Linked DNA regions of Homo sapiens: all the other regions are linked to region 1. Evidence: read pairs that join two places in POLR2A ChIA-PET (ENCODE). Cell type or tissue: OCI-LY7. All regions are shown on one strand. Each heading gives the region's core, and the rest is flanking DNA. Links, peaks and the distances in the headings are about the cores only.

Region 1 (5,014 bases), core at 441-4,440:
AATTGGGAGGTTAAAGAGAAAAGTCTAAAAGTTTCTGGAAAAGAAAAACAGAAAATCCATGCAGAGACAAAAATGAGCAACATTGGCCTCTAGAAAATATGGAACAATATTTACAAAATCCCTAAAGGAAAAAAATTGAATCTAGAATTCTTTTGCTAGTGAAGTGTAAAAGTGTGAGGCCAAAATACAGATATCTTCAACTATGCAAAGAGTCAAAATGTTTTACCCCCTAAAGCGGTATTCTAAAAAGGATTACTCAAGGAAGGCAAAATTAAAAAAAAAAAAATCAGAGAAGAAAGATGTGGGATATAAGAGGCAGTGGTAAGCAAAAAAGAAGTATGATTTACAGGTAAGTTTAAATACTACATAAGATGAAAGAAAATGTTTAAATCTGGCACTAAAATTCTAAGTAATTGCAACATTCATGGGGCAGAGTAGAATATACTAAGGACATGCTAAGCCTCTTTTTATGTTCAGGAGAGGACAGTTATTGATTAATTCTAAAGTAATAAAAAATGTTTGGTTACAACTTAAAATTTTAAGAGTAACCACTGGAATAATAGAAACAGGATATATAACTTTCATTTTTTTCTTCAATTGTCTGAAAAATGGAAAACTTAATGAGAGACAGAAATTGAAAATAAAAGAATGGAAAAAGGTACATACGTGGCAAAAAAAAAAAATGAGTCCTGGTATTCAAAGCAAAATTATTAAATGAGAAAAACAAGTATTTATTGTATTGATAAAAGGTATAATTCGGCAATAAGATATTTGAAGTAAACCTTTGTATATCTAAATAGTTTTGAAATATAAAAAGTAATAACTTCTAGAGATGCAAAAAGGAGAAACTGATAACTACATAATTAAAGTGGGAGACTAACACACTTCTCTGAAATTGATAGACCAAGGAATCAAATATAGTAAGAAAATAGAGAAGCCGATAACACAATGAACCTCTGTGATCTCGCTGAGATGTACAAAACTGCATATTCAACTGAAAATACATATTTTTTTAAACACTCATGGAAAGTTTATAAAAATTGATCATTTATTAGCAAAATACCCCATGATCATAAATTATAAAGGGGAGAAGTCAATTACACAGGCCTACACCTTTGGTAATAACTGGAAAGGTAATCAAGGGCCTGCTTTAAAATACATATATTAGACACAAATTGCCTATGGATCAGCTCTCCAAGATTTCAAGGAAATCTCTATGTTAAATAAACTCTTTCATATCATAAAAAAGGTAAAACACTTGCCAACTATTTCTACAAAACCAGATTAATAGACCCTAACATCAAAACCAGATATAAAGAGCAGAAAGGATGGAATTCTAATATCAAGAAATCTATTAACGTTATTTTTCATTACATATTTCATTACATATTCATTAAAATATTAAAGAAAATAAACCAACCAATCAACTCAGCATATGCTAAAAGAACATTTGATAAATTCTCATCCACTACTGAGAAAGCATAAAACAACAAAACTCCTCGCAAGCTAGAAATGGAAAAGTTCTGAGCCTGGTCAACACTTACTTATCTCTTACCTTCGAGCTGGTAGGTTGACACCTGCCGCTAGGGTAGATGTGCAGGTAAAAAGACAGAGCACTCCTGTGGAGTAGGCCTCCTCCAAGAGTTTCCTTTCATCACTTGTTAAGCCACTGTGGTGATAGGCAACTCCAAATGGGATAGTGCGCTTTAAAACAGGACACAGGTTGCCATTGCCAATATTCTTCAAGTTCTTAATCACCTCACATTTTTCTTTCTCCTTATGTTTCAGATATTCCCTATGAAAAAGATCTGTTAGAAATATGAGCCCTTGATCTTTTAGTGACAAAATTTCTACCATTTTCATTTTAGTAGATGCTAATGTAAACATTCTTTAATGTACTATTTCCATTGAGTTAAGTACATTAAATGTTCTTAGAATTTTGATTCTGACTTCATTAACTATTAGGCAGTCTCTCAATCTTTTTGTGGATTACAGAACCCTGTGAAAATCTTATCAAAACTAAGGAAAGGCGAAATGCGATGGCTCATGCCTGTAATCTCAGCACTTTGGGAGGTAGAGGCAGAAGGATTGCTTGAGCCCAAGAGTTCAAGATCAGCTTGGGCAGTGAAGCAAGACCACCTCTACAAAAAATAACAAAAATTAGCCGGGCATGGTGGTGCATGCACCTGCAGTTCCAGGCTATGGGGGAGGATGAGGTGGGATGATTGCTTGAACCCGGGAGTTTGAGGTTGCAATGAGCTATGAACCTACCAGCCTGGGTGAAAGAGCAAAGCCTTGTCTAAAAAAAAAAAAAAAAAAAAGGAAAAATATAACTATTTACATAAATACAACACTTTACATATAATTTCAGAGGGTTCGTGGATTTCCTAAAATTCATTCCTGTACTTCCTTTGAATCCATGGACACCAGGTTTAGACCTTTGCTCTGGATGTTATAACTGTTTTTTTCTTTATAACATATATCTTTATAGGGGATAGTTTTTTTAAAGACATAAATTTTCTTTTCTGAAGATGGAAACATACATATTATTAAATCATACTTCCATGGTAAAACACTGCCTAAACACTTGCACTTTAGAAACTTCACATCCTACAATGTTTCCATCACTTAGCCAGTGTCTCCATCTTATTACCTTGAATTACTCTAAGAAAATGAATGATTTACTGAGAATTTTTTTAATGATAATTTAATTTCCTTAAGCTTTTATAATCAAAATCATTGTAAAAGCAGACTGTTACCAAAATGAGCAACTCCTTCATCTTATTCCAAACATTTTTATATTTTGCTATTCAATAAATTTAAGTCTATCTTAGACCAATCCATGATAGTAGGATTGAAAGAGGAGGTAGAGGTTGACTAGATTAGCATTCAGGTTAATAGACTATGAATAGTGATACAGCATTAGCTAAGGGGCTGAAAGAAATCTCAGAAAATGATAAAACCACACATGGGACAAACAGGTGTATAAAAAACTGAACTGTTAGTAGTTAAAGTAACTTCATACTTATCTCTATGAATACGACAGAGCCAATATTAAGATACTACAAAATTATAAGACAACACATTTCTTACTCAGGAAATTATATCCAAATGTCCATACAACTAAGTGTGAAGTTTACTAAGAAAACAAAGGCAGGCCAGGCGCAGTGGCTCACGCCTGTAATTCCAGCACTTTGGGAGGCTATGGGGGGCGGATTGCTTGAGCTCAGGAGTTCGAAACCAGCCTGGGCAACATGGTGAAATACTATCTCCATGAAAATTACAAAAAATTAGTTGGGAGTGGTGGTGTGTGCCTGTAGTCCCAGCTACTTGGGAGGCTGAGGTAGGAGGATCACTTGAGCCCAGGAGACAGAGGCTGCAGTGAGCTAGCTGAATTTGTGCTACTGCATTCCAGCATAGGTGACAGAGTGAGACCCTGTCTCAGGAAAAAAAAAAAAAAAAAAGGAAAAGAGAAAAAAAGGCAATGGAAGATACAATTCATTTCCACAGTGGTAACAGTGATTAGTCCTTTGACTGACTAAGCCAGTTGTTCCTGTCCTTGGCTATATGTTGGACTTGCCTGGGGAGCTTTACAAAATGATATCTGGGTGTCACTCCCAGAGATTCTGATTTGTCTAAGATGTAGCCTGGACTTTGGAATTTTTAAAAGCCTCCAAGATGATTCACTATGCACCCAAGGTTTTGAATCACTGACCTAATATTACTTAACATTCTCATACATATAGTCTTAGGGTTTTGTCTTTTTTTTTTCCTTTTCTTTTTGAGACTGAGTCTCCCTCTGTCACCCAGGCTGGAGTGCAATGGTGTGGTCTCAGCTCACTGCAACCTCTGCCTCCCAGGTTCAAGTGATTCTCCCGCCTTAGCCTCCCGAGTAGCTAGGACTACAGGTGCACGCCACCACACCCAGCTAATTTGGTATTTTCAGTAGAGACAGGATTTCACTATGTTGGCCAGGCTGGTCTTGAACTCCTGACCTCATGATCCGCACACCTTGGCTTCCCAAAGTGCTGGGATTACAGGCATGAGCCACCGTGCCTGGTCTTCTTTTTTTTTTTTGATGGAGTCTCGCTGTGTCACGCAGGCTGGAGTGCAGTAGTGCGATCTCAGCTAACTGCAACCTCCGCCTCCCGGGTCCAACAGATTCTCATGTCTCAGCCTCCCCAGTAGCTGGGATTATAGGTGCAAGGCACCACACCCAGCTAATTTTTTGTATTTTTAGTAGAGATGGGGTTTCACCGTGTTGGCCAGGCTCGTCTCAAACTCCTGACCTCAAGTGATCCACCCACCTCGGCCTCCCAAAGTGCTGGGATTACAGGCATGAGCCATGGTGCCCAGCCACCTTAGAATGTTTCTCTGGCTATTTCACATGTGATTTTTCACAGTTAAAATTTCTTTCTTCAAGGTCAAGGCCTTCAGTATACTAAAACAACTTAATATGATGTTTTGCAAGGCATAATTAGTGTTTGCCCAATAAAATTAATACATAGTCTGTAATTCCTAATAAAAATAAAACAGGCTATTTAAAAAATATTAACATACTTGCTTAAAAATTTGCATATCATTTCTGCTACATTTTCACAGTTCTTCTTACTAGGACAAAAAACTAAGCAGGAATAATTGGGAATAACTTCTGTCACCAATGCTACCAAGTGATCAGGATCCATCTTTTTTAGGGTATCAGAATACTGCAAAACAACAAGATGTAGGAACAAAGTGGTTAGTAAACATGAAACCCTGTCAATTTTTTACCAGTGTGATTTGAAAGGTAAATAAACCATCTATAATTCTAAACTTCTAATTTAATAAATCTGATCATTTAAAAGAAAAGATGAAATCTATATTAAACATCAAAATGTTCAATCTCACTTTTCTTTTAGGTTATTATGATTTTCTTAGGTCTAGTTAGTCTAAAAAAAAACCTAGAATTAAACAAGTGAATTAAAGAAAATTAAAGAAGTGAAAATAGTTAATGTTATTAATAGCCTCACTACAT
Region 2 (5,014 bases), core at 554-4,553, 65 kb before region 1:
TTTGCCATCAGGTGCTCCCGTCACCCTTGCCTCCCAGCTGCTGTGACTCTGGGCTGATGGACTCCACAGCTGCCCTGTTGCTGGAGAACTGCCCTCAGCCACACAGGAGCTGCCTTGGACCTGACCTCCCCAGGAGGCTCTGCCACATTCTCATCCATCTGCCCCTGGTCTGATGACTGACTCACAGGGAAGGAAAAAAACCCAGCCCGCTCTCCTCAAAGAAACTGACTCAGTGTGGCCATTTGTGCTCCAGAGCACCTTCATGGGGTTAGACTGAAGACAGGCTGCAGCTGAGACCACTTCCTCACTTAGCTTTATCCTCCATGCCATCCTGCATTCCTCACTCTGCTTCTCCTGAGAGCATCCACTAGTGAAGCACTGAAACAAGAACTTACATCTCAGGCTCTGGTTCTTGGGAACCCAATTACATTTAGAGCTCTAACTCAGAGCATGGCAGAACTGAGCAGAAAGAAGGGAGACCTTCAGGGCAGCAGCAAAGAGGACAATGGGATAAGACAGAACTAGAGCAAAGAGGACATGGGATAAGACAGAACTAGGACATGAGCCTTATTCCTGTATCCCAAACTCAGCAATCACAGTTTACTTCTCCCCTGCTGGGGAAGAGTGGGTGCAGGGCGAGAGAGAGGCAGGGGTATTATGATTGTGGAGCTCACCTCAGCTGCACGAAAGAGAACACCAGGAAGGGGGACAAGGCATCACAGTGTCTAACAATGTGACACTGTTGTATTCATTTCCTAGGGCTGCTGTAATGAAGTGTCACCAACTGGATGGCTTAAAACAATAGAAATATATTCTCTCACAGTTCTGGAGGCTAGAATTCCAAAATCAAAGTGTCAGTGGAGACATCCTTGACTCTCAGACACATCACTCCAGTCTCTGCCTCTGTGATCACGTGATATTCTCCCGCTGTGTCTTCACATCATCTTGTCAACCTAAAAATCATCCAAAGGGTCAGAGTCTAGTTTAAAGAGTTTGCGCAGGCCGGGCACAGTGGTTCATACCTGTAATCCCAGCACTTTGGGAGGCTGTAGCGGGAGGATCACCTGAGCTCAGGAGTTTGAGACCAGCCTGAGCAACATGGTGAAACCCTGTCTCCACCAAAAATACAAAAATTAGCTAAGCATGGTGGTACACACCTGTAGTCCCAGCTACTTGGGAGGCTGAGGTGGGAAGATCATCTGAGCCCAGGGAATTCCAGGCTGCAGTGAGCCATGATCATGCCACTGTACTCCAGCCTGGGTGACAGGAGAAGACCCTGTCTCAAAAATCAGAAAACAAACAAACAAAAAAGAGTTTGTTCAAATGCAAAGTTTGAGGACAGCTACTGAGAAAACACAGATTCCAAAGAATGAAAGTCAGTGTTCTGAAGTGTAGAAGTTTAGGATCATTTATTTAGACAAAACATAGAGAAGCATAACAGAATTTCAGTATCTTTCTACATGAGGCTTAGTGCATAGTTACAATGATTGGATTAGTTGAGGTAGTCTTTTTTCTCAGGAAAGGTATATTTAACATTCCACACTGAAGAGGTAACAGTCACGGGGTCTTCTGCATCATTTGGTCTGTTTTAGATATGGGACAATGAAGGAAGAAGTTAATCTATAACAAAAACCACTGATTGGAAGGGGAGGGGCCTGGTTTCTGGTCTTTTCTAGTCATTAATGGAACATTTATGGAAAAGAGTTAATCTATAATCTAAGAAACAGAAGTTGTAAACATGTTCTGTGTCTCAGTCTCCAGGGCTTAACTTTCCCCTGGGCATAATAAATTTAGAGGATCCTGAAATTTTATTTTCTTTTACAGTTTTTTCTGTTTCTTTTCTTTTCTTTTCTTTTTTTTTTTGAGCTAGAGTCTCACTCTGTCACCCAGGCTGGAGTGCCATGACGCGATCTCGGCTCACTGCAACCACTGCCTCCCAGGTCAAGCGATTCTCCTGCCTCAGTCTCCTGAGTAGCTGAGATTACAGGCATGCACCACTATGCCCAGCTAATTTTTTTGTATTTTTAGTAGAGACAGGGTTTCACCACGTTGGCCTGGCTGGTCTCGAACCCCTGACCTCAAGTCATCCTTCTGCCTCGGCCTCCCAAAGTGCTGGGATTACAGGTGTGAGCCACTGTACCTGGCCACTTTTTCTTCTGCTAATCTGTCTTTTGTTGGTTTAATTCACAGGCCTCAACTACAGAACATAAGAGGGAAGAGGAAAAAGCTTTTTCCTCCCCTACAAAGTCTTTGGAAAAGAGCCTATTTTTTTCATTCGTGGCTGTGACTTGACTATGTACAAATACAAACGTCTTGGAGTATTTTCTTAACAAGGATGGATGATTCTACCAAGAATGGTATGATCATTATTACTCTCATCAGCTTCCAGCAACTTCTGTACTATGTCTGAACCACAGGTGTCCACAGTGACCCTGTCTCCTTTACACAGGACTAACAACAGCACATTTAAGTGCATTAATATTACAAGAAAAACCTGGAATTGTATAGAAAAATGTTCCCACAAAGTGGGAGGGAGCCAAGAAACCAAAGAATTATTCAGAGAAGTCCAGCTTTGGCAAGTAGATGTGTTTATTAAGATTTACCTACAGGGCACTCCTGGACAGCAGCAGGACTGCTCTAGAGATCTGTGCCACCTCCCATCTCTGAACTATCTTTAAGCTGATTTTCTGGCTCTTTGTCTACCGTGTTTGAGTGATGAGACTGTTTTTCTTGGTAGGTTCTCAGATACTCCTCAGGATGCTTAGGTTCTCAGGGATACCTGTTGCCTCAGCTGCACAGCATGGCCTTGGCTCACTACCTGGCCTTCGAGGTTCCAGCAGCAGGCATGCACCCTTCAGTAACCTGGTGCAGGACCCATCACACTACAATTAAAATGTGTATGTGGGAAGAATGCAACCCAAAGGGTTAGCATGAGTTATTTCCTGATGAGGAAATGTTTTAATGAACCTTTTTTTGGCTTTTCTTTATTTTCTACATTTTCAGCAGTGAATATTAGTTTTATGATACGAAAGCTCTTTCCTCTTAATAAATATTAATTTAAAAACAAAAAAATTAAAAGTTACAAGACAGGCAATATCCTCTAGATCACTCTTTTGCTAGTATTTTTGTCTTTTTTTAACCTTCAGTCCAGATTTGACATTGCTGTTGAAGCACTTACAAGTGTTCAGCATTCCTTGCTCTTTGGATGGCTATGTAGGTAGCAGAAGGGAAGGTCTTTCTTTGGGATTTTGCAGTCTCTGCAGGGGTTCAACATTTGCCTCCCAACCTGAATCAGAGCTTATTTTATTTTAGTTTTTTGCAATTGCACAGCTAATCACTACTTCTTATGTAAGCTCAGCTATGGGAATTATTTTTATTAAGCATAGCTCCTATTCATGAAGGATAGAATAATTTTTTAAAAAAGAAATTAGTACAATGGTGTAGGGAAGAAAGAGTAATATTTTTTCCTTGCTTGTTGCAAGGTTCATGACTTACGCCCCATAACAAAAACAAATTAACAAGGGAAAAGTGTAACAAATTTATTTAACCAAAGTTTTATGTGACATGGCAGCCTTCAGAAATGAAGAACCCAAAAATGGAGGAAACTGTGCACTTTTCTGTTTAGGTTTGATGAAGAGTAGATACTTGTGGAGAAACATGATTGGATAAGGGGGTATGATCTAACAGTAATAAACTGGGGGACTTAACAAGGGCTGTGTGTTCAGATTTATCTTGGTGTCTCTGTGTGTTCATTCCCTTTCTCTGGCTGTCACACGAAGGTCTTATGACTGAGAAACAAAAAAGAAATCCTAAGTCCCCCAACTGACTGAAGGGACCCTCTCTTGGCCAAGAGGACCCCAGAGAAACTTTGAACACTGAGTTCCTGGACATGACAGGACAGAAAGTCAGACACGCCTTGTATTAGTTCGTTTTCATGCTGCTAATAAAGACGTGCCCAAAACTGGGAACAAAAAGAAGTTTAATTGGACTTACAGTTCCACATGGCTGGGGAGGCCTCAGAATCATGGTGGCAGGTGAAAGGAACTTCTTACTTGGCAGTGGCAAGATAAAAATGAGGAAGAAGCTAAAGCAGAAACCCCTGATAAACCCATCGGATCTTGTGAGACTTATTCACTATCACAAGAATAGCATGGGAAAGACTGGCCCCCATGATTCAATTACCTCCCCATGGGTCCCTCCCACAATATGCGGGAATTCTGGGAGATAAAATTCAAGTTGAGATTTGGGTGGGGACACAGCCAAACTATATCAAACCACCACTGGCCCCTCCAAATCTCATGTCCTCACATTTCAAAACCAATCATGCCTTCCCAACAGTCCCCCAAAGTCTTAACTCATTTCAGCATTAACCCAAAAGTCAACAGTCCAAAGTCTCACCTGAGACAAGGCGAGTCCCTTCCACCTATAAGCCTGTAAAGTCAAAAGCAAGCTAGTTATTTCCTAGATACAATGGGGGTACAGGTATCGGGTAAATACAGCTGTTCAAAATGGGAGAAATTTACCAAAACAAAGGGGTTACAGGGCCCATGCAAATCTGAAATCCAGCATGGAAGTCACATTTTAAAGCTCCAAAATGATCTCCTTTGATTCCAGGTCTCACATCCAGGTCATGCTGATGCAAGAGGTGGGTTCCCATGGTCTTGGGAAGCTCCACCCTTGTGGCTTTGCAGGGTACAGCCTCCCTTCTGGCTGCTTTCACAGGCTGGCATTGAGTGTCTGCAGCTTTTCCAGGTGCATTGTGCAAGCTGTTGGTGGATCTACCATTCTGGGGTCTGGAGGATGGTGGCCTTCTTCTAACAGCTCCACTAGGCAGTGCCTCAGGAGGGACTCCGCATGGGGGCTCTGACCCCACATTTCCTTTCTGCACTGCCCTACCAGAGGTTCTCCATGAGGGCCCCATCCTTGCAGCAAACTTTTGACTGCACATCCTGGCATTTCCATACGTCTTCTGAAATCTAGGCGGAGTTTCCCAAACCTCAATTCATGACTTCTG
Region 3 (5,014 bases), core at 554-4,553, 140 kb after region 1:
GTTTTACTATGTTGGCCAGGGTGGTCTCGAACTCCTGATCTCAGGTGATCCACCCGCCTTGGCCTCCCAAAGTGTTGGGATTACAGGCGTGAGCCACTGTGCCCAGCTTGGGAGAACTCTTAAAGGTAATCTTTTTTTTCTGATTAAAAAAAAATTGAGGTATAATTTGCATCTGTTACAATGCACATATTCAGTGTTCAGATACATGATTTTTTACATATTTGTAGGCTCATGTGATTACCCCAATCGAGCTAAAGAACACATTTATGATCTCAAAGTTCTCTTAAGCCCCTGCTCAGTATCTGCCCTTCATCTCTCAGTCCCAGTGGTACTCTCTCTTCTGATTTCTGTCATCGTCTGTTTTTACTGTTTTTGACATTTACATAAATGAAATCATACATTATATATTCTTTGTGTCTGTTTTTGTTCCCACTCTGTATAATAGTTGTGAGATTTCTCCATGTTGCATGAATCAGTGGATTTTTAAAAATAATTGCTATGGAGTATTCCTTTATATAATACCAATAGTTTGTTTATTTATTATAATGTCGATTGATAATTGGGTTAGTTCCAGTTTTTAGCCATTAGGAATAAAGCTGCTATAAACATTGTACAGACATTCTTATGACTGTCTGTGCCATAGGGTAAGCAAGTATTTGTTGAACTTTATTAGAAACTGCTACATGGTATTCTAAAATGTTTGTGCACTCTCAGCAGCAAAGTTTGAGAGTTCCAGTTGGTCCCTAGCATCTCCAGCACTTGGTATTTTTGGCCTTTTAAAATTTTAGCCATTTTTGTGGGTATGTAGTAGTATCTCATTATAGTTTTAAAAATAACATCTTAAGTATTTTTCTCAATGTAAGTATTTTTCAACAAAGTATATATACTTTGTTGAAAAATTAGACATTGCAGAAGTATAAATAAGTTAAAAATCAGCCATATGAAATACTTATTAATCAGAAAAAGCCTAATATTTTAATGTATTTCCTTATAGTTTTCCCCCACTCATATATATATGTGTATATATATATATACACACACACATATATATACACACACATATATATATATACACGCATATATATATATGTGTATATACACATATATAGTTTTGTTGTTGTTGTTTGAGATGGAGTCTCCCTCTTTTATCCAGGCTGGAGTGCAGTGGTGCCATCTCGGCTCACTGCAATCTCTGCCTCCCGGGTTCAAGCAATTCTCCTGTGTCAGCCTCCCAAGTAGCTGTGAGTACAGGTGCCTGCCATCACACTGACTAATTTTTGTGTTTTTTGTAGAGACGGGGGTTTCACTATGTTGGCCAGGCTGGTCTCAGACTCCTGACCTCAGGTAATCCACCCCCGTTGTCCTCCCAAAGTGCTGGGATTACAGATGTGAGCCACTGCGCTTGGCTTCATATATATATTTTAAAATGTAGCTGACATTTTAGTTTAATATATCTGGGAGTGGGCCCTGGTGTCTGTTTTTTAAAAGATTCCACAGAGAATTATGGAATGCAGCCAAGCTTGAGAACCACTGAGTTAGCTCAACCCTTTTCTCTCCCTTTCCCTTATAACTTAGTATCTTGTCTGGTGCCTGTCACTCTTTATATATTGACTAACTGAATGAATGAGCAAATGGTTTATTAAAATTTAGATGAGGAAATTGATCCTCAGCTAAGCTGATATCTCCAACAAATTTCTTAAGTGCATTTTTAAGCATAGTATTAATTTTTTAAAAGTAGAAAGAATAGTACAATTAGTCACCTTATACCCATCACCCAAATTCAACAGTTATCAAGAATTTGCTACATCTATTCTTTTTTTTCAGGTTTTCCTTTGTGTAAGTATTTTTCAATTAAAAAAATTAATTACAGAAGCAATATATGAGCAATGTAGAAAGGTAGAGAACACCAATAAGTAATTAGAAATACCATAGTCTCATCTTCATGTATATCCTTTTATGAAAGTATTTTAAAGTTAATTCCAGATATCATATCCTTTTACATACTTCAGGACACACCTCAAAAAATAGACTTTTTGAAAAATATAACCCTAATGCCATTATTACGCTTAACTAAATTAATAACAATATAAAAATTTAAAAATGTTTGGGAAGGGAAGCAGTGATAATCAGGATCACAAAGGAGTCGCTGTGAAATGAGCTTAGCCAAGTGGCCTAACTTACGTCCTGGAAATCTTAACTTAACTAATGGCTTAGGGAATGGTTTGGATTTGGTATATCTAGAGGTTAGCCTTGCAGTGTTACAGCTACGTTATTGTGAGAAAAGGTGGCAAAACGTGGACTGGAAATCTGTGCAGTTAGGTGACTATGTTGTTGATGCAGTAATTAACATATTAACATATCTAGTGATTAATGAACTGTAGAAGGACAAGATGGAGATCAGTTGTATATTCCTGGGATCTGTCCTTGGTACTAGCTTGTTAAGATGGTATAATGATCTTTTATTTTATTTTATTTATTTATTTATTTTGAGATGGAGTTTCACTCTGTCACCCAGGCTGGAGTGCAGTGGCGTGATCTTGGTTTGGTTCACTGCAACCTCCTCTTCCTGTGTTCAAGTGATTCCCTACCTCAGCCTCCTGAGTAGCTGGGACTACAGGTGCTTGCCACTATGCCTGGCTAATTTTTGTATTTTTAGTAGAGATGGGGTTTCACTATATTGGCCAGGCTGGGTCCAAGTGCCTCACCTCAGGTGATCTGCCCACCTCAGCCTCCCAAAGTGCTAGGATTACAGGCATGAGCCACTGCACCTGGCCTTAATGATCTTTTTAGTCTTTACATCTAGGTGATTGCTTGAGCATGGGCCAGGCCTCTTCCTTGACATTGAATATTTCTGTTCTTTAATCCCAGTAATACTGGTCCATCTCATTCCCCAATGTATACATACAGTTGGTCATTATACTACCTTATCGTGGTCTCTTCTTTAATCACACTAATCACATTTATGGGTCAGGAAGGAAGTTGGAGATGGTAGGGAAGGATCTAGGCCTGGCTTCTTTGCCAAGGATCTGAGCCCCTCAGAGGAGCTTCTCATGCCAGGAAAAGGACACTACCACCAATAATTGGTGCTGGAACAGGTAAACTCCTCCCTGCCCAATTTTAAAATAATAGCATACATAGACAGGAGTGTGAAATAAGTATACAACTTCATGCATTTTCTAAAATGAACTTGCTTGTATACCTCTCATCTAGGTCAATAAATTGAACATTACCAGTACCCCAGAACATTCCCCCAAGGCCCCCTTCCAGTCTCTATGGGATTTAGGACTATATTTTTGTCAATTCCAAACTAGATTTAATTAAAACATTTCCTATAGAAACAGTGTTAAGAGAGACTTTCTATTTCATGCTATTACTAATCTGTGATCACCTGTTTTTAAGTGAGTTAGGCTTATGACTGGGTGGGGTTCTTGCTCACACAGACCACTTCAATCAAGGCTTCCATGAGAAAGTGTTTTGAATGCTGAAGGTTTTGCTGCTGTGTTTGGAACACAGGCCATTGGTAGATTAAGGGTCTACTTCTGTATATAAGCTACTGTATCTTCTTTGGTCTGCAGTAGACCCTGATTTTCTTAACTGCTTGCTTAGGAAGTTTGCTTTACAACTGGAGGACAGAAAAACTAGTGTGATTTATAAATGGACTGTTATTCTAAGAGTTCACTCAGCTAATTTAGAGTTAATTATGTTTGAGATGGTTTCAACTTCTGCCTTCATTTCCACAGGCCTTTCGTATCTGGTATTATTTATGTACAAGTGACTTGCTAAAGGCACAGGGGCACAGGGCAGCTTGTGCAATTAATCGCTTGTGTGAGATAGACAGTTGTAATTTTATCTTCATCCAAGCATGGACTGTGTTGGCTTGGTGAAAGCATTTGGTGTAAGAACAAAGTTCAAACGTTTATGGCTTTACCCTTTTAAAGCTGACTTGTAAAGTAAAATGAATTTTTTTTTTTTTTTTTTTTTTTTTTTTTTTTTTTTTTTTTTTTTTTTTTTTTAGAATTAGAGTTTTACCAATTTAAGAACTGTGGGCTGCTTTGAAGGATCAGGATTAACTTATTAAAAATAATGAGATTGCTTTAATGATAACAAAACTAATGTAATAATTGAATCTGTGTCAGCTAATCTGATATGTGTTTATTTCTATGTATTTTGAAGACTTTTGGTCTACTCCCGAACATTTCTTTCTTTTTTTTTTTTTTGTTTTTTTTTTTTTGAGACGGAGTCTCGCTATCGCCCAGGCCGGAGTGCAGTGGCGCGATCTCGGCTCACTGCAGGCTCCGCCCCCTGGGGTTCACGCCATTCTCCTGCCTCAGCCTCCCAAGTAGCTGGGACTACAGGCGCCCGCCACCTCGCCAGTCTAATTTTTTGTATTTTTAGTAGAGGTGGGGTTTCACCGTGTTAGCCAGGATGGTCTCGATCTCCTGACCTCGTGATCCGCCCGCCTCGGCCTCCCAAAGTGCTGGGATTACAGGCGTGAGCCACCGCGCCCGGCCAACGGACATTTCTTGATGCCAAAACAAGTATTTCCTCTCTTCCTTTCTAATCTGTAATTTGAGGCCTAACGCATAGTGAGTGTTCCCTATATGTTGATTGAATTGAATATTTTTTCCTGTCAGAGCTTATATTTAGGTAAATTGGATCTGTAACTCAGACCCTCAATAGTCAACATATCTCAGGAGAAAGTAACATTATGTTTTCAGTCATGCTCCTTTTGACACCTAATTTTATTTTATTTATTTATTTTTTTTGAGAGGGAGGCTTGCTCTGTCGCCCAGGCTGGAGTGCAGTGGTGCGATCTTGGCTCACTGCAAGCTCCACCTCCCGAGTTCACACCATTCTCCTGCCACAGCCTCCCCAGCAGCTGGGACTACAGGTGCCCACCACCACGCCTGGCTAATTTTTTTTGTATTTTTAGTAGAGACGGGGTTTCACTGTGTTAGCCAGGATGGTCTCGATCTCCTGACCTCGTGATCCACCCGCCTCGGCCTCCCACAGT

Evidence for each region. Peaks named below come from ENCODE experiments on the same cell type or tissue, not always from the same donor. Only the 100,000 strongest peaks of a DNase experiment are listed, where the experiment ranks them.
Region 2: POLR2A ChIA-PET joins it to region 1 with 5 read pairs; 5 of 35 experiments call an interaction of 5 or more read pairs at or near these places.
Region 3: POLR2A ChIA-PET joins it to region 1 with 6 read pairs; 2 of 35 experiments call an interaction of 5 or more read pairs at or near these places.

Annotation. Positions count from the first base shown.
Region 1 is chr4:83,435,303-83,440,316 of GRCh38, forward strand. HELQ (helicase, POLQ like) reads right to left here. Exons shown (of 18, transcript NM_133636.5): 8 at 4,561-4,706; 9 at 1,556-1,795. Among named protein-coding and RNA genes, the nearest start is that of HELQ, 18 kb to the right of the region's middle. In OCI-LY7, for the core only: a CTCF peak has its summit at 1,799; DNase peaks (open chromatin) are centred at 1,599 and 2,159; H3K4me3 peaks cover 2,604 bases; H3K27ac peaks cover 4,000 bases.
Region 2 is chr4:83,370,521-83,375,534 of GRCh38, forward strand. No RefSeq gene overlaps it. Among named protein-coding and RNA genes, the nearest start is that of HPSE, 38 kb to the left of the region's middle. In OCI-LY7, for the core only: no CTCF peak of the experiment used is centred there; no DNase peak of the experiment used is centred there.
Region 3 is chr4:83,570,665-83,575,678 of GRCh38, forward strand. The region is part of intron 2 of GPAT3 (glycerol-3-phosphate acyltransferase 3); the gene reads left to right. Among named protein-coding and RNA genes, the nearest start is that of GPAT3, 37 kb to the left of the region's middle. In OCI-LY7, for the core only: no CTCF peak of the experiment used is centred there; no DNase peak of the experiment used is centred there.